Regions from separate parts of the Mus musculus genome. Here region 2 is linked to region 1. Evidence: chromatin loops called from intact Hi-C (ENCODE). Cell type or tissue: left cerebral cortex. All regions are shown on one strand. Each heading gives the region's core, and the rest is flanking DNA. Links, peaks and the distances in the headings are about the cores only. Region 1 has its middle 210 kb from the start of Vegfc. Region 2 holds the start of Vegfc (vascular endothelial growth factor C).

Region 1 (9,909 bases), core at 1,210-9,209:
CTGTTCAGAAGCCAGGGTGGGGAATGACCAGGAAGGAGTCTTTGCTTCTATGTTGATGCAACTTTGGTTTGATTCCCTTGTGGTAGGATTTCTCCTTCTTTCTGAATACTCCTTAATCTTCTAAATCAAAGGTTATGGGTCAATCAATAAATATTTTGTCATTTTCTGCCTTCTTTGCTCACTAATTTGCCACACACATATCCACAGTGTAAGCATTCTTTTTTTTTTCCTAAGATACAATTTGCTAAACACATGAAACTCAAGAAGAACGAAGACCAAAGTGTGGACACTTTGGCCCTCCTTATAATTGGGAACAAAACACCCATGGAAGGAGTTACAGAGACAAAGTTTGGAGCTGAGACGAAAGGATGGACCATCTAGAGACTGCCATATCCAGGGATCCACCCCATAATCAGCTTCCAAACGCTGACACCATTGCATACACTAGCAAGATTTTGTTGAAAGGACTCAGATGTAGCTGTCTCTTGTGAGACTGTGCTGGGGCCTTGCAAACACAGAAGTGGATGCTTACAGTCAGCTATTGGATGGATCACAGGGCTCCCAATGGAGGAGCTAGAGAAAGTACCCAAGGAGCTAAAGGGATCTGCAACCCTATAGGTGGAACAACATTATGAACTAACCAGTACACTGGAGCTCTTGACTCTAGCTGCATATGTATCAAAAGATGGCCTAGTCGGCCATCACTGGAAAGAGAGGCCCATTGGACATGCAAACTGTATATGCCCTAGTACAGGGGAATGCCAGGGCCAAAAAAATGGGAATGGGTGGGTAGGGAAGTGGGGGGGGGAGGGTATGGGGGACTTTTGGGATAGCATTGGAAATGTAATTGAGGAAAATATGTAAAAAAATATTTTTAAAAAGTTAATCAAATTTTAATATTCTATATTCTTTTTTTTAATTATGTATTTTCCTCAATTACATTTCCAATGCTATCCCAAAAGTCCCCCATACCCTCTCCCCCACATCCCTACCCACCCATTCCCATTTTTTTTTTTGGCCCTGTACTGGGGCATATATAGTTTGTGTGTCCAATGGGCCTCTCTTTCCAGTGATGGCCGACTAGGCCATCTTTTGATGCATATACAGTTGAGTCAAGAGCTCTGGGGTACTGGTTAGTTCATAATATTGTTCCACCTATAGGGTTGCAGATCCCTTTAGCTCCTTGGGTACTTTCTCTAGCTCCTCCATTGGGAGCCCTGTGATCCATCCAATAGCTGACTGTGAGCATCCACTTCTGTGTGTTGCTAGGCCCCGGCATAGTCTCACAAGAGACAGCTATATCTGGGTCCTTTCAGCAAAATCTTGCTAGTGTATGCAATGGTGTCAGCGTTTGGAAGCTGATTATGGGGTGGATCCCTGGATATGGCAGTCTCTAGTTGGTCCATCCTTTCGTCTCAGCTGCAAACTTTGTCTCTGTAACTCCTTCCATGGGTGTTTTGTTCCCATTTCTAAGAAGGGGCACAGTGCCCACACTTTGGTCTTCATTCTTCTTGAGTTGCATTCATTTAGCAAATTGTATCTTATATCTTGGGTATCCTAAGTTTTGGGCTAATATCCACTTATCAGTGAGTACATATTGTGTGAGTTCCTTTGTGATTGTGTTACCTCACTCAGGATGATGCCCTCCAGGTCCATCCATTTGGCTAGGAAGGAGGGCTTACAAAGTAGCAGGACAATTTTCATGCACATTGTGAACCTACTTGGGACTTGTGTCACAGGCATCATTCCCAGTTAGTGGTAGAATGCTGATGGTTTTATTCAACCTGGGATTCAGATCATACCCAACATGTTGCTTTCATCCAAATATCTGGGAATCAATCAAGTATAGTGGAAAAATAAAAACTACCATAACCCATTAATTCACGGCATTCAGCTTAGTTTATGAGATTAAAGATTAAACACTTTACTGAACCAAGAGTTTACTGGTCAGTGAAGGGACATTCCTTCCAGGAAGGATCATGCAAACACATATTCTAAGTTTTCTTCTCTCACCCCAACCAGAAGGTCAACTGAAGTTATGTGCCACCAGGAGCTGAGGAAATTAAACTAACTGGAACTTCCAAGAGTCTCACAACACCAGCTTTGAATTTATGTGAGTGGCCAACCTGTCACCATTCTCCCGTGATGTGCATGAAGCCCCAAACCATCTCATTATGGGTCCTGTGAGATTGTAGAAACATCTTTTGGATATTTTCTCAGTTTCAGAATTCAGAGTTGGAATCATTAGCTCTGAACTGAGAGCTCACACTGTTCCATTACCTTGTGGTGAAAGGGCAAGCTTTGAAGCAAAAAGTAATGGCCCCATTCTAAACATGAGACTAAAGAAGGGAATGGAAGAAATAGTTTTCTCCAAACAAAACAGGAAGGATATAGAGAAAATATGAAAAATTACTTTATAGCCACACTCTATTCACCTCTGTGGGCACACCAACTTTCCAGCCAAGCTCATCCATAACAACATTTGCTTTAATTTAGTTTATAGGATTCAGCTCCTGGACACATAAATGGAAAATTCTAGAGAGTGACTGGAGACTGGCTACAAGAAGGTGCCTAGAAAACTACTGCAGATATTTGATTCTTTCTCTTGAAGAAATAGATAAGAAATTATCCTTTTAATGGAAAAGATATTTCACTGAAGAACAACAGACATACTAAATATATGTTGTTAATGTTGACAAATGACGAGGCAAGAGTACCCCAAGGGGAGAAAAGTTTGTCTTAGTTTTAAGAACAAACCCAATAGGAATTATAGCAAATAAAACCTAGATTTTAAATATTAAATACTATGTACTTTGAGATTAGAGTACTTAAAAGATTCTTGAGTCAAATAGTATTATAATGTAAATTATAGTTGAACACTTTTTTCAATCACAAGTCTGTTGATATTATTAAATTTCTGTTATACTTGGCATCATATTTTATTGGATAGTATGTCTTTATTTTAAGTAGATGTATCCATTCATGACATCTGTGGATGGTATGGGGTGCATGCATATGCTGTATGTGTGTTTTATCCAATTTTTCTGTATGAGACAATTATTCTGAATATTAGACCACGTTTTAAATAATAACATTTTGGGGAGCACTCTAAGATTTGTATTGTGAAGTTTCTAAGACATGATTTATTTGTTAATTATAGATAGCGTCTAGAAAAAGAAGCATTGCTATGCCTGGGGCCTTAAATGGGCTGAGCATGAACTTTACCGCTAAGCAATACTTCCCAGATTCTGGGTCAGAGTTTTGATTTATTTGAAGAATGTGCTGATCCAAGTTTGTGCTACAGTATAGACTTATTCTTGCTTGGACTTAGATATTAAATTTTGATTAATATTTTATGTCTTCCTTGATATAAAGGAAAAAGTAACAATAAAATCAATGCACCAGGAAGGCATCTTCCTGTTCTTTGAAACTGTCAAACTCCTTATTTAGCTAATTTATTTTTTACTACAGCAGAATAGCACAGGCTTGTTAAGCCCATCCTTACTTTTTAATTTCAGTTGAGGGAGAATGAGCTTCAGACCACACGAGTCTTAGAACAAAGTCACACTTCCTACACTCATATCCCTGAACACCCATGCTGCTGTAGTTTTCTGAGACTTAGAAGTTTAAAGGATTAAGAAACAAGCATTCTCAACAAAATACAAAGCAAAACTGCTAGCAAATGTTTCTCTATCTCAGAGACTCCTCTAGAAATTTTATTTTGGCATTAAATAATACAAGGGTATTCTTTACCTTTTGATAAATAAGTCAGAGAAGGAAAGGGGATCGGGGTGATATTTTGGTCAGAAGTAATCTCTGGGATTCTATATCAAACTGTAAAGAAATGTGTTTCTAGCCAGGAAAATTCTTAAGTGTGCCCTGTCAGGGGAATTCTGATTCAAGTTAAGTCTTGGGTAATGATGGATTGGAATTAGAGTAACAGTTTTGCTTTGGTCAAAGTGTGAGTCCCAAGACGCACAAACAACAAACCTGATAGTGTCAGGTGGTTTTCTGTGAAGAACAGAGAAAACATTCCGGAGTTTTCCCTGGAGTTTCACTAGAGGTTCCTGGGGGCACTTCCACAATTCAGCATGCCTTCGTTTCTTAGTTGAAAACATATGGGGTAAGAATTTGGAGAAACGCTTCTGGTGACAGAGTACCTAGCAAAGTGAGAATTAGATTTGAGTAAACATATTAAATTTTAAGTGAGGTTTTGTCCTTAGCTTGTCCAAGCCTTTATGGCTTACTTTCCTATGTATCCTATAAAAATGCTTTTAGCTGGTAGCTTGCTCACTTTTGGTAATGATTAAAAATATCAATGCACACGAAAAATTCCTTAGGAACTGTAAAGATGCATGTTATATGTTGTGTTTATTAATGTACAAAAGTAGCAAAGATCCTATTTGTGTAAGCACTATACAGTGTTCACAGGATCGATGGAGACTGGAGATGGCAAAGGAGATAGTTTATGATTAGAAAGGTGCAAAGGAATATCAGCAAAAAGTGAAAATGTCTCACCTAATACGTTTTTTTATACCAACTTTGAAGGAAAGGAGATAGCATTGAAGATTAGTGATTTCCAAAACAGTGTTTGTGGAAGCCCTGACTTAATCAGGAAAGCCTTAATGTCTCCCCTCCTCCCTCTTCTTTCCTTCCTCCATTACCACCTTCTCTGCTTCCCAAATTCCCAAGTGACTCAATAGCACAATAATGATCACAATTTGTCCTTTTGTAGACTACAGTGCTAAAGAGAATGGTGTCAGTCCATTTCATGATTTATTACCTATGCTTATTTCCTTTTAGTTACTTTGACCTTCTTGGTCCTCCTACCATTAAAACAAATTAACATCATTATGGTTAATGAAACCATGATATTCAAAATGAAAAAAAAATAAAAAACGGGGGGTGGAATTAAACTGTTTACATTATGAGAAAACCAAATTGCTGTAAGCAATGCATTTACATACTGTGTCCAACAGAGGGCAGTCGGTAACCCTCTTGTTGCCTCTGCTTAGGCCCAGGGACAGGGTATCCTGGAGTGACTTTGTCAATGGATAAGGGAACCATAATGTAACATAAAATCTTATTTTATTCATTTTGTAAGGGGAACATCAGTCTTTCTTGTGGCGAAAACTTCAGCCTCCCTAAGCCTTCTAAAATTATATGTGACATATAAAGAGTGCCTGGGACTCTTGATTATTCCATGAATTGTGCCCAGCCTTGTTTTAAGGCTCCGACGTGTTCTGGTTATGCTACCATACAGAACCGAGGCCTTGTTTGATTGATTTTCCATTTAAGTTTGGTAAACTGGGGGTGGGGGGAGAATAAACATCAAAAGTAAAACACAAATAACACTGTGGTCATGCCATTTTCGTCTTGCTGCCCATCTGAGCCTTCGGGAGTCATTTATTGTCCTTAAACTTCCAGTTTCTTATTTGTTAAATTCACAGCAAAATCAAACGCTTCAAGGGACTAGAGAGTGAAATGAGATAATTTATAGAAATTTGCCTTCTTGAAGGTCATTTATAAATGGCTATTTCTTTGATTGTCATCTTTGAAGAGGGGTAAGACTCGGTATTTTTTTTTCTGTAACTCTCTTACCATTGGATTAATTCAATGTGGCCAACAACCCGGGAATGCCCATGTTGAACAAGCACATATGCACCAAGGTCCAATATTTCCCACCTCTCCAGCAAACGCGGAGGAAATTCTCACGGGAACTTTACTGGCATGCTAGTGATGACATCAACCACAATCCAGTCAGACCGTGTTAGACAATGTGCACGCATTGTTAGCTAAGTGATCTCTAAGAAAGAAACAATGATTCTCTTTTTATAGATGAAACATGATTTCAGGATATCCTGAGAATATCAAAGGCATTTCCTTCCTGCAAGGCATAGGTTGGGTGTGAACTTAACCACTCTTTCTTCCCAAACTTGCCTTCTACCACATCAATGTCTAGCTAAAAGCCAGATTTAAAATATCTCTCTATGAAGATCTCTCCTTTTTTTTTTTTTGTATAGAATAGAGTTTATTCAGGGAATGGGGAGGGGAGTTAAGAGGGGAGCCTTCTAATTTTATTTCTTTAATCATCATTTAGGTTCCTAACTTTGTATTTAATAATTTTGTTCTTTATTATCAGACTTTCACTCCTAACCTAAGAGGTGAAAAGTTTCATTATTTCAAACTTTGATGACAAAAGTAAATAATTTTTTCAAAATCTATATAGGTATCCCTCATTTATCCATGCTAAAAATTTCCAGGATCTTTGTAAAATACACATTTACATTTGATTGTACTATTGTTTGCAATGTGGTCATTTTTTTTTTGTCTATTTGCATAGTCTGAACTTCCAACACTCTTCTCAATAGTTTTCCAGCTTTGTGTATCATCTTCTGTTCCCTGCATGTGCATCTGTTGAACGTGTTTCTATGCTTGAGATGTCTTTTCTTCCCTGGCAGGTACCAGTGGGGACTTTTGATTTGCACCATCCTCTGAGGCATTTTGCTAAGCCCTGGTTTCAGCAGCATAAGGAGTCTTAACTTATATCTGCCACTAAGCTGTGTCTGCCTCTTGTTAAAGTTCCTTCCCCCTACACGCTGCATCTTCTTTGGGGTCAGGGATGAGTCTTGCCTGCTTTTAATTTCTAACAATCAGTGTTAAGCAAACAATTAGAACAAGTACTCACTAAGTGTTTATTGAAAGAGTAAATAAATGAGTGAGTGAACGGCTTATCAATTTGTGCTGGGATAAAGTAGGTTAAGGGCCAAGGTTTTGTGAAAGGCTTGTATTACATCAAGCAAGTTCTTTGATATAGATAGCCTGCTTAGGCAACTGAAGAATGTTAAGTTTAATTGATGAGTTAAATCCTATCTTTTTTTTTTTCCCTTTACCATTATTCTGAAGAAATGGGAGAGTCTGTCTCCTTGGAAAATCAAATAATTTTGATTCTCTCTTTGTGCCTCTGTAAACTGTACACGGTCAGAGAGGGCAGCAGGCATTCATTCCTGTGAATTAATTCGGAGATATATTATTCTGCCTTCAGAGGAGCCCTTGAGGATATAACCCTGGATGTTTAATTCACAAAGCCCTGCTTAGGAAAACCAGCTTAGAAGACTGAGGTGGATAACTTATTTGTTCCTCTAAAGAACACTCATTTTACTACTTCAATAAAACGGGGCAGGGGGGGGAGGATACCAAAGGGCTCAGTTAAATGGCAAAGAAAAGTGCTGGTTTCGTTATGACTGCTTTCAGCTGCATGTACAAGGAACTGGCAGGCAGGACTTAATCAAACAGAAGCTTATTTTCTCACACAATTGGAATCTAAAAGGAGGCAGATTGGGGCTGGTGCCACTATACTTCCAAGTTACCAGTGACTCCTCTTCTCTTGGCATGTGAGCTGCTTCAGTAGTTGGTGGGACTCAGGTACCTCTTTTGCCTCTAGGAAGCATTTCTGGATCACAAAGAGTGGGTGTACTAAGGTCATCACCCAACTCTATGCAGTTAAATCTTTCTTCAGCGCTATCCACTAGACACCACCTCTAGTTGTCCACAGTGAGTCCATAAGCACCTGCAAGAAAGAGACTATGAGCTTACATCCCCTGCACATGCATCTGTCCTTTTAGAAAAGGAAGTAGTGAAGTTTGGCTTTGACAAACCTGTGAAAAGAATTTATAATCCTATCAAGGTCAAACAACACATACACAATCCAGGTATTTTATTTACAAGACATAAGGCTAGATTGGGGAGGTTTAGAGCTATTCCCCAGCTATAAAGGATCCATCCCATAATTAGCCTCCAAACGATGACACCATTGCATACACTAGCAAGCCTTTGTTGCAAGGACCGTGATATAGCTGTCTCTTGTGAGACTAGGCCGAGGCCTAGCAAACACAGAAGTGGATGCTCACAGTCAGCTATTGGATGGATCACACGGCCCCCAATGGAGGAGCTAGAGAAAGTATCCAAGGAGCTAAAGAGATCTGCAACCCTATCAGAGGAACAACATTATGAACTAACCAGTACCCCAGAGCTCTTGACTCTAGCTGCAGATGTATCAAAAGATGGCCTTGTTGGCCATCACTGGAAAGAGAGGCCCATTGGTCAGGCAAACTTTATATGCCCCAGTACAGGGGAACGCCAGGGCCAAAAAACGGGAATGGGTGGGTAGAGGAGTGGGGGGGGGGGAGGGTGTGGGGGACTTTTGGGATAACATTGGAAATGTAATTGAGGAAAATATGTAATAAAAAAAAAAGGTCATTGTTACTTGTTTCCCCTAGCCAGATGGTTAATGTCCATCTCCTTTCATGGCAGACTCCTCCACCTCTGCCTCCTTCTTCTTCTCCCTCTACCTGCAACCCCTTCCCTCATTCCTCAAGTGCCACCTTTCCTTGTCCACTGTCCAATCATAGGCTCTAGATTTTACTGACGAGTTAAATTAGGGAGTGAGGTTCACATACCTTCACTTGGTGTGGTGAGGATCTGCTCTTGGCAACAAGCACATCTTGAGAAGCCAATAATTGACATGAGAATACCAGCAGCTGCAGAACAACTCACTACTCAAGTCTGTTACACCATTGGGCAACGAGTCAGACACATGACAGCATAGCATCACTATAACCTAGAAACAATTTCCTGCTTGAGATGACCCAGGGAAGGTCAGTGAAGGAAAAACCTAAGAGCTCTCAATGGATTGCTCCACGGACTTACCCTTGGCTGGGAAAGGATGCCTCCACAGCCACTGTCATCAACTTGTCCTCTGGAGGCCTGTTCTGGTCTTTGGAGATTTTAGCGAGGCCTGATATTAGAATCTCCTAAGAGTTTAGTTTTTCTATCTTATTTCAAAGATTAATATAGTCTTTAATCTACTAGATGGGTTAAGTGTCCTGAAACATATAAAATGACACTTTTTTTGTAGACTATAAATATATTTTACATAATTACAGACACTTATTGCAGATATACAGTGATTGTGAGCTGGGAATGCAACTAATGTATTGATCATTTTTTCTTTTCTTTTATTGGCTATTTTCTTTATTTACATTTCAAATGTTATCTCCTTTCCTGTTTTCCCTTCCCCTGATTCTATGAGGGTGCTCCCCAACCCACCCACCCACCCACCCACCCACCCACTACTGCCTCCCCACCCTTACCTTCCTCTACATTGGGGCATCCAGCCTTCACAGGACCAAGGACGTCTCCTCCTATTGATGCCCAACAAGGCAATCCTCTGCTACATATGTGGCTGGAGCAGACCGCCCCCCCCCCAGAGCTCCCAGGGATTAAGCCACCTACTAAAGTATGCAAAATGACACTTTCAATGCGTCTTACGCTTCTCTATATTATTTGGTTCTAAGCTTGCCTCAGCTCACACTTTATTCTAAGCTTACTTCAGTTCAAACTTTTCCTCAGGCCATATTGGATGATTTTCCGAACTATTGGTCCGATTCTGTTCACTGAGGCTCAGAAGAACAGATCTACTTCCTTCCACCACTATTTTCTCTCCCCACCTTCTTCATCTAGATATTTCTAGTAAAGAAGTCACTTTCTGCAGGAAGGTGTCTCCTGGGTTGCAAGATCATCCTTAGGTTCTCTCGAAAGCGTTCATTCTATTGGGTCTGCACAGATGCTGTGCAATCCCTGTTCCTGGCTCTGCATCTCCCACTGGGATATGCTGCATATTTTGTCAAACTAAGGAAATATTCATACATTTGCATAAGTATAGTCTTCCTTTTGTGGTATGGTGGCTGGTGAGTAGTCACACAGTGAGAACAGCCATCATAAAGGTAAAGGTGTTTCTTTCATATGTCTCTTTTCATGCTGGGAATAAATCAGAGAAAGTAGTGGGAGATCAACACTGAAAGAAAGGTGACTTTCCCCAGCCATGAAACTGTCTCACCATCTCTGCTT
Region 2 (9,909 bases), core at 968-8,967, 210 kb after region 1:
CAAGAGTGAAGTAACTGTTAGGTTGGACATGACCATGTTGTTCTTTTCAGGGCAATTATGACATAACTTCTGATCTTTGGGCTAGAGAAGGGTTATGTGTGCTTGTAGCTTAATGAATTGTTATATGAGCTTGTAAGATATGGACATTAGGAGACATGTTGACAATGGAGGCCTGGTTTGCAAACTTTGAGAGGTAAGTAAATACTCTTAGAGCCATCTATGTGATATTTTGGATTCAGGCTCTGTGGAAATGAAATCTTTGCATGACTGGACAATTGATGATAGTTAGCTAGGGGTGCAGAATCAGCTGTGATTAATAAGAGGCCAGGATCATTGTTGTGAAATCTTTCGGGGAATATTTCCTCAGGGTCAGCACAGAGATGCTGTGGTCCAGAGGGAGCCAGGGCTTCATCTCAAGCTGGAAACTGAAGTTGGTAGTGTTGTCTACATGCTGTTGACTTTAGAAGCATGAAGGATATAGGAGCAGATGGGTCATGGACTCTGCCTTCTTGGTTTCAGAAATTGACAAAGGCTGTGTAGTGTGTGACAGGAGAGTGTAGGTATGAAGGACACTCTGTGAGGCCACTATATGAAGCTGTGAAAGTGAATCATCTGTTTCAGACCCAAAGATGTTGGGGATACCAGAGCCTTGAATCATCTGCCTATAAAGTGGAACCAGACCAAGAGAGAGCTGTGTGTTGTAAGTTGCAAAGTTGGAGGGGCAAAAGCATCTAACCCTTGTTGACACTGCATTTGGAGTGGCAAGATTTGTAGTCTGCCCTGCTAAGGTTTGGTCTTGCTTTGATCCAGGTTTTCCTCACGATTCCTCCATTGCTCTTTTGCCATTACAATGTACATTCTGTTCCCCTGTATGATGGTAATCTACAGGTAATCAGTAGGTAATCTACAGGATGCCACAGTTAAGAGAGTGCTCCAGTCTTAGAAGACACTTGGGACTTCTAAACAGTGTTGCAACTGTTAAAGACCATGGAGCAATGCTGAGGTAGGAATAAATGCATTTTCTAGTATTAAATGGACATGAGCCAATGGGGCCATGGAGTGGAATGAGGTAGTTTGAGATTGTCTTCCATAGTAAACACTTGATTCACAGTTGGTGGTGATGTTTGGGAGGTGCAGGTGGAGTTGGCTTGCTGGAAGAAATATGTCACCATGGTGAGAGTTGGGGTTTGATGCTCAGTGACTTTCCACTTTCGCTTTGATCTGCTGCTTCCTACTTCTGTTAAAGATGCAATCTCTTGACACCCTGCTGCTGCAGTCACAATTAACCCTTATACCTCTAGAAATATAAACCAAAATAAATTCTTTTTCCAGAAATTGCCTTGGTCATGGGATTTTTATCACAGCAACAGAAAAGTGACTAATACAAGAGTATTTAAACTTGCTTGCAAAAACATTAACAAAGGTCAAATAAAAGAGATCAAAATTTGCAAATATAGATTAAGCAGAATCAAGATCAAAACTTATATATTTAAATTGTGTTCCTTAGAGACTAGACTCATGAAATGAAAATTATTTCACCATTCAATTAGCAAAGTTTGAATTACAACCACAAAATAAAATCAAGGAAGCAGGAAAGTAACTGAAATTGGATACAGATTAAACTAAAGGAGATGGACAGAATCTAATGAATGTTAAAGCATGCACATTGTATCTAAGGCTCATGAAGGCACATAAAGCATGCACGGAAATCACTGTTTGTTAGGGCTTGAAGCCATCCTCTATGCTTGGGTCATATTCTTACTGAAGTACTATACAGATTTGTTAATGACCTCTTAAGAGATACCTGCCTAAAAATTGGCAACAACATCGGTTAGTCTTAAATTTATCTAACCTCTCATCCAAGGATAAAGATACCAATACAGAAGTGAATGCTCACAGTCATCTATTGGAGGGAACACAGGGTCCCCAATGAAGGAGCTAGAGAAAGTACTCAAGGAATTGAAGGGGTCTGCAGCCCTATAGGAGGAACAAGAATATAAACTAACCAGTACCCCCAGAGCTTGTGTCTCTAGCTGCATATGTATCAGATGATGGCCTAGTTGTCCATCAATGGGAGGAGAGGCCCTTGGTCTTGTGAAGATTCTAGGCCCGGGTATAGGGAAAGCCAGGGGCAGGAAAGCCAGGGGCAGTGGGTGGGTTGGGGAGCAGGGAGAGGGAGGATGGTATAGGGGATTTTCAGAGAGGAAACTAGGAAAGGGGATAACATCTAGCTGCATATGTATCAAAAGATGGCCTAGTCGGCCATCACTGGAAAGAGAGGCCCATTGGACTTGCAAACTTTATATGCCCCAGTACAGGGGAACGCCAGGGCCAAAAGTGGGAGTGGGTGGGGAGGGAAGTGGAGGGGAGGGGTATGGGGGACTTTTGGGATAGCATTGTAAATGTAAATGAGGAAAATTCCTAATTAAAATATTATAAAAAAAAGAAAAAAGAAAAAAAAAGATACCAGTTGTTCCAAGATTCCCCAAACAGTTAAATCTTACAGGCCAGTTCACTCAGTGATGGGAACAAATGTTGGTCCCACATGAGAATCATTACTCCACTGATGGAATCAAGGTCATCTCCAACCTTAAGTGTCTGAACAGGGCCCAGTGCAAACTAAAGTGACTTTGCAAGCAATAATGATTTCTGCTTTGCCAACAGAACCTCTAAGTAGAAACAACCTAAATAATAAAATGCACGAACAAGCTTGATTGAGATTGCTTGACTATAGTTCTTGTACCAGGCCTTTCTTCTCCTGTATAAGGGTGAAACTCTTGTTAGTCAGTAGTACAAGGTCTACTATCTTCCCAGTGTGGTCACACTGGAAATTTCCTTTCTTGCATCATTACCACTTGTGACAGGTGTTGGAATTTGGCCTAGAGGAGACTCAGGAACTCTGATAAGAAGCAGACATAGACATATAGTAATTTTTGATTAAACGCTATCGTCAAAAAGTTTAAAAACCCAATAGCTACAAGAAACTGGAGATACTATGCAAATGTTATCCAGTTCTCCCATCCTAGTTTGTACTAACAGAGTAATAGTTTCTATAAAACAAAACAAACAGTTACATGACACCCTCTTTCCCTTAGAAGTGCTTTAAAAATAACAGTAGTAATCGATCTTAAAAGATCTTGCAGGAAGTCATTGATAGAAAAAAAATTAAAACAAAAAACAGTTTTAAAAAAGATATTTTTAAACTTCAAAATCTGTAATAGTTATTTAATTTTTTAGGTGTTAAGCAGGGGGAAAATCCCTAGCAACTTTTAAAAAAAGTATGTTGTTAAATAATGTTTATTAATAACTATTATACATAATAATAGTGATATCTTCTTTTAAACCCTAGGCTTCATTCATGGTAAGTAAGCATTCTAACATTGGGCTATATGGTCAGCCCTACTGTATTGGTTTTAAAGACAACTGATGTTTCTTTTATTTAAACAGGTCTTGCTATGACTTTATTTACAGAAAACAGTAATTAGCAACAGGAAGATAAATATATGTAAGTGGAGTGCATGTGCTAACCATCTTAAAAAAAGTTTGCCACTAATTCATTTTGATACATGTTAATTTTGCTGATTTTTATGGTATTCATACCATGCTAAATCCTGAGATTGATGGAAAAGTGTGACAGTTCTCAGTGTAGGCTGTCTATCTGAGGCATTCTGACATCCAAGCCTTTTCCCAGAATTCCCTAAATCCTGGTGGCATGCCTAACCATCTGGTTTTACAACCGCCCTTTGTGACTCCAAGTGCAATAAAAGTTAAGAACCACTGTACTGAGACAAGATTCCAAGGACACTCCATTTCTACTTGAGTCAAAATCCAGCCAGTTCAACAGGAACACAGAAAGAAGGGAACATACAGAAAATGTCAAGTTCCCAAATTGCCTTAGCAACTTGTGAGGGGCCGTCTGTGGCAAGGTAAGACTTCCTCATGATAAACCATGAGACACAAGTTAGAGCCCAGAAGACAACTCCTGCCACAAATGCAGAGTAGTGCAGACATAACTAAATATTAGTACACACGCAGATTTCTTGAGAAATCTGGTCAACTTTAAGAGTTCTTTGCATCAACAGCATGACTTGGCTGCCAGAAAATAAACTTGGTCCAATGCTATGTCAACAAATGCTTGCTTTCTAGACAAGGAAGACCCCTCCTTTTCTGCATGCTTCGTTGGGGTATTTTAAGTATGGAGCCATGTTCTGAACGGCGTACTTTATGAAGATAAACTTAGCATGATGGATGAGGATAATTGGAACTGTCGGGTTAAACTAAAAAGGAATCTTTCACTGGTAGGAAAAGTAGCCCTGGGAGAACGTGACAGATATTTCCAAATATCTGAGGGGCTAACATGTGGAATTTACATTAGACGAAGTACGCAAAATACCAAAGTCAAAAGCAATGGGTAGTTGGAAGATTCAATGATGTCAGTCTTCAATAAAGGGAAGCACAGTCAGGGCAAGGGGCATTCACTGTTTGTAGAGGTATTTAAGCACTCACGGAAATGTTGGGCAAGGAGACCTCCAGATCATATTATTTGAATTACAAGGAAACGTCTTTCCTCCAACGACAATTTTGTGGCTTTTTAACATTAGTGCACTTAGTATAGTTTTTGAATAGGCAAGACCTTTCATGTCTCTATGCTGTTGATGCAGCTTAAGTGGAACTTCTGCCATCTGCCCACCTGCCCAGGAAAGCAGATGCCATCACCAGGAAGACAGCAGAGTTCCTAGGTGCTTTTCCAGAGAATAAATGCATCACTGCTGTTTGCTCTTTCAGCATATAAATTGTCCCATTTCATTCTCTTTCTCTTGCAAATGGAAGGTGTGTCTTGCAGATACAGTTTGGGTGTGTCTCTATCAATGTTCTTTAAGATTCTGGACCATCTGTCCTTCAGATGGAACTTTAGGTCTTCCGGAAGATCACTAAGATCTTAGCATGAATGACTTGCCCTGTATTCTGAGATGTCCCTCTTTGCATTCTTGCTTCAAGTAAACCAGAAAACAGTGGAGGTGGTGGTGCTGGGAAGGGCACTATGGCCCCATAGGTCTCTGCTATAATGTTGATCTTTTTCTCTGAAGTGTTTTAGAAGTCTCAGGCTGGTCCCAAACTTCTCAGGATAAAGAATGTCTGGAGAAGGATTTTACCACAAGGGGTTGCCAGGGCCAAAGCGTGCGTCTCCTACCCACTGTACCTGCTCCCCCCTCCCCATCTTTCTAGCAGCTGAGCTCAGTCATGTGGCCCCTAAAACTGGTCCTGCAGAGAGAGTCAAGCCCCCAGACCTGACTTGAGCCCCTGCCTCCCCACCCCGACACCCCAGCAGAGCCCAGAGAGAAGGGCAGAGAAAGGGAAAGCGAGGAGAGTGGATGGAGGTGGGGCTGGAGGAAAGCGTGGGGCTGGAGGGAGCAAGCTTCCTAGGGAAAGAGAGGGGAGGGCTGACTGGGCTCGGCACGCTCCCTCCCTCTTGCCGCTTTCTCTCACATAAGCGCAGGCAGAGGGCGCATCAGTCATGCCCTGCCCCTGCGCCCGCTGCCGCCGCCGCCACCGCCACCGCTCGGCCCCGCGCGCGCAGGAGGCTCGAGCGCCCGGGAGCTCGCGGGCCTCGCCGCCGCCGGGCGCCCCGCCGCCCTCCTCCCGCCCCCCGGCTCCGCCGCCACCACCGCCTTCTCCCGCGGCTCCCGCGGCCCGGCTCCTTTCACTTCGGGCGAGGGGAGGGAGGAGGGGGGACGAGGGACCCGAGGGCTCTTCGGGACGAGTGGAACATCGCGGGGTGACTGGGCTTAACCACCCCACCCCCTCTTCTTTGCAAAACACCAAAAACAAAACCGCGATCGGCGGAGCCGGCGCCCTCGCTTCACCTCGCGGGCCGCCACCGAGGGCAGTTCGGATGTCCGGTTTCCTGTGAGGCTCGTACCTGACACCCGGGAGCCTCTCCCCCGTGAGGGCTGCCAGAGCCGAGGGCAAAAGTTGCGAGCCGCCGAGTCCCGGGAGACGCTCGCCCAGGGGGGTCCCCGGGAGGAAACCACGGGACAGGGACCAGGAGAGGACCTCAGCCTCACGCCCCAGCCTGCGCCAGCCAACGGACCGGCCTCCCTGCTCCCGGTCCATCCACCATGCACTTGCTGTGCTTCTTGTCTCTGGCGTGTTCCCTGCTCGCCGCTGCGCTGATCCCCAGTCCGCGCGAGGCGCCCGCCACCGTCGCCGCCTTCGAGTCGGGACTGGGCTTCTCGGAAGCGGAGCCCGACGGGGGCGAGGTCAAGGTAGGTGCAAGGGACCCCGTCGGGTCGGGCTGAGGATCCGAGGCTCCCAAGTCCTGGACTGTGTGTGGGCTTGGCTTTACTGGGTGTACAGAGAACCTGCCGTGGAGTGTGTGTGCATAATTATTTATTTAACCTTTGGATCCAAAGTTAGAGATTGGTGCACGCTTGCTTGGAGCAAAGTTTCTCTTCTTTTTTTCTCTCCCCCAGTGGAAAGCTGTTACTAGAAAGGAAAGCAACTTAGAGGAGGGAAGGGCCCAAGAGGTGTTCAGTCACACAGATTCCTTCTCCTTCATAGTGGTCTCCTGCCAACAGAGGAGTTTGCACCCTGCCCCAGTGGCATGGCTCCAGAGAGAATTTCATTGCTGTAGGAAATGCTCTTTTCTTTTCCTGGCTGGTTTTGGACTCCAAAGAGCTTCTGGGGTGTGTGACCAGACAACGGAGTTTTATGCTCCTGGAGTTTGCATAGCAGGGGCCCCAGGCTCTGTGAGCTAGTTTGGAAAAAGTGTGAGTAAATTTAGAAACTGGGCTTAAAGGTTTTGGATTTCAGAATTAACTTGAACTTGGTCAAATCCAAGATGTAACAGAAATTGGAATCTTCTAAACTTTATCAATTCTTTTCCTAAACAGTGGCTATAAGATTAAAAAAAAATCAAAGTATCAATTAGTTTGTTTTATTTTGTTTTAAAGAGAAATAGCATCTTTCCTGAACACGTTAAGGGACTTTTGAAGACATTCCGATTGTCTGACTCAGTTATCTTATCTTGTGTACTTCTCACTTGAACCTTCTAAAGAATATGTTTATAACATCTTCAAGTTTATACTTGGCGTAATAGTTGGGATCTTGAACTCCTGCAAAAGTTTTGTGTTTAAGGCACTGCGAAGCCCCCTGGCTGGAAGCAGACTGAAGTGGTTTATAGTAGCTGACTGCAAGTGGGGGGAAAAAAATAGAAGGGGGTGTGTTACTCTCAACTTTCAGTTGACTTTATTGGTGAACATACACAGAATGTGCAGAGGTCAAACCACCTTCCCTGGAAAGGTTTGTCTGAGAAAAACTTTAATACGGACAAGACTAGGTTATAAGATATCAAGTTACCATTGTGTCTACATTTGGTAAAAATACAAATACCAGATTTTTCAGTCCATTATGAGAACTGCAATGTTCAGCACACGCTTATCACTATACGTACAATGACGAGAATATCCTCGTCTCTAAGTGCCACAGAAATAAAGCTCGGGACAGAATCATACTTCCTGTAATTCGAGCCTTTGAAGTTTGCCAGACCTATTCACTTTCTGCCTCTGCAAATTCAAACTGATATACTTGTGACTTAGTCAGACAACATCACCATCGCCTATGATAGCTAGGCTTTGATTTACAGTACGAAAGCGTGACGCCTTGAGTTAAATGAGAAGCCTTTTCAGATAAGCCAATAGTTTATTCAAGGAGTCTGTCACGTCTGGGTCAATCCCAAATGACTGTATCAGAGCATGGATGTTTGTATGAGCTCAGTTGTGTGTTCCAAGAGGTCACCTTCAAAGGATCTTCTCATTGGTAGTCATTAAACATCTTATTTTCTCTGAAAATTTTGTTTGCAAAAGTTTCTTTTCTTATTTAATCATTTTTTAAAATATTGTATGTTGAATAAGAACTGATATTTGGTATGTAATATGACTTTTTTTAACTTATCAGAGGAAACATTATTTTGTATGTTTGAATTTCATGAGCAGTATACTTCTGCTTACTGAGCCTTTCCCTAGTGGGCAAGCAGAACTTTTGACAGCTTGTTTTACTGATGCCTTCAGGGAAACTGTATCCTTGCTGTGGAACTTGCACCCAGTGACCCAAACACTGCTGTGAAGACTCCATGTCTCTCCCTAGTGGCCTTTCAAGGCACCTCAATTAGCAAATATTGGAGAACTGGAGGGAAACCAGTTAGTTTCCCAGGAACAACTTAAATCCTAAGAAAGTATTTCACAAAATTCACACAGGATGTCAATTATACATAGAATTAGCTCTCACAAAATTTTGTTAAATAATAAAACCCATGTAGCAATTTAAAATTCACAATATAGGAAAGCCAATATGGTATAAAGCTCAGCATCCAATCTTCTTTGTGGTAGCCATGGCCACCCAGATAATTGGAACTGAATTTACTAAGTTCCCCTTTCTATTCTTTTCTTCATGACTGTATGATTTAATGAAAAGTCCTAAAATACTTTCTGAAGGATGTTAAAGTAAACAGCTCAGGGTCGAAAACTAAGGCAATGGTATCATGTGGCCATAAGAAGAGACATTCAAAACTTGTTATCAAACTAATGACAACTGATGATCTCGGAAAGAACACCTGATTGCCATATCTAATAATTTTTAGTCTCAGTTTGGGTAAAGCAGACTCTGCTTATTCGGAGATGAAGAACTAAATTTTACAAAAGACATTGACTTACGACAAAGAATAAATCGGAAGGAAGACATACCTCATACAGACTGTGGTTATCAAACAGTTTTGCTTTTTATTGAAAATAGTTTTGTTTTGTTTTTTTCCCTCACATAATTTATCCTGACTCCAGTTTCCCCTCCGGCTACTCCTTCCAGCTCCTCGAACTTCCACTTTCTGTCTGTTATTAGAAAGCAAACAGGCACCGGGCGTGCTGGCGCACGCCTTTAATCCCAGCACTTGGGAGGCAGAGGCAGGCGGATTTCTGAGTTCGAGGCCAGCCTGGTCTACAAAGTGAGTTCCAGGACACCCAGGGCTATACAGAGAAACCCTGTCTCAAAAACCAAAAAAAAAAAAAAAAAAAAAAAAAAAAAAAAAAAAAAGCAAACAGGCTTCTATGGGAATAATAATAAAATGGAATATAATAAGGTAAAACAAGAACTGATACATTGGAATTGGAAAACGAAGCAAACAAATAAACAAATAAATGGAAGGGAAGGAGCCCAAGAGAAGGCACAAGAAACAGTTTAAAATGAATAAGTGACATTATGTGACAAGGAAACTACAAAGCAAGTTTGTGGTCTGTTAGCCATGTACTGCTGGGCCTGCAGCCCACCCTTAAGAATCCTTTGTTCATTCTGGGTTTGGGGTAGGGTCATGTGTACATTTCTCCTTTCATATCTTAAACCTCCTCTAGTGCAGGCTCTCTGGATACAGTTTCAACCTCTGTGAGTTTGTATGTTTTGCTCATGTTGATTTAGAGGGTTTTGTTCCTTGGAGTTCTCCATCGGGTCTGGTTCTTACCCTCTTTCAGCCTCTTCTGTAGGATGCCCTGAGACCTGAGATGAGGGTTTTGATGGAGATATCCCATTTAATGGCTGCAAGTTTCAAGGTCTCTTTCTCTTTGCATAGAATCTGGCTATTAGTGTCTGTACTTGCTCTAGTCTGTGGCAGAAGGAAGCTCCTCTGATGATCGCTGAGCAAGGCACTGATCATATTTGTCTTCCTGCATAGCTATAAAACATTTAAAACACAGTATTGTTTTTCCTTTGAGAATTTTATTTATGTATACATCACAGTTTGCTTATATCCATCCTCCACTCTGCCTTTCCAACTCCTTCCAGAACTCCCTTCCTCAAATTTCATGCTTTCATAATTTGTTCTTGAAAGGGTGTGTTGTACAAAATACCCATGTCTTTACATATTTT

What was found. Peaks named below come from ENCODE experiments on the same cell type or tissue, not always from the same donor. Only the 100,000 strongest peaks of a DNase experiment are listed, where the experiment ranks them.
Region 2: it touches region 1 in a loop (6-fold over the local background); 9 of 42 quality-filtered maps call a loop at or near these places.

Annotation. Positions count from the first base shown.
Region 1 is chr8:53,865,199-53,875,107 of GRCm38, forward strand. No RefSeq gene overlaps it. Among named protein-coding and RNA genes, the nearest start is that of Vegfc, 210 kb to the right of the region's middle. In left cerebral cortex, for the core only: a CTCF peak has its summit at 4,984 (motif pointing right); DNase peaks (open chromatin) are centred at 3,574 and 5,022.
Region 2 is chr8:54,071,660-54,081,568 of GRCm38, forward strand. Gm33153 reads right to left here. Exons shown (of 1, transcript XM_006509526.4): 1 at 4,411-9,909. The coding sequence starts at 6,114. The coding sequence ends at 5,275. It overlaps Vegfc (vascular endothelial growth factor C), which reads left to right and starts at 5,873. Exons shown (of 7, transcript NM_009506.2): 1 at 5,873-6,266. The coding sequence starts at 6,120. In left cerebral cortex, for the core only: CTCF peaks have their summits at 5,483 and 8,145; DNase peaks (open chromatin) are centred at 5,163, 5,481, 5,860 and 6,174; H3K4me3 peaks cover 2,049 bases; H3K27ac peaks cover 600 bases.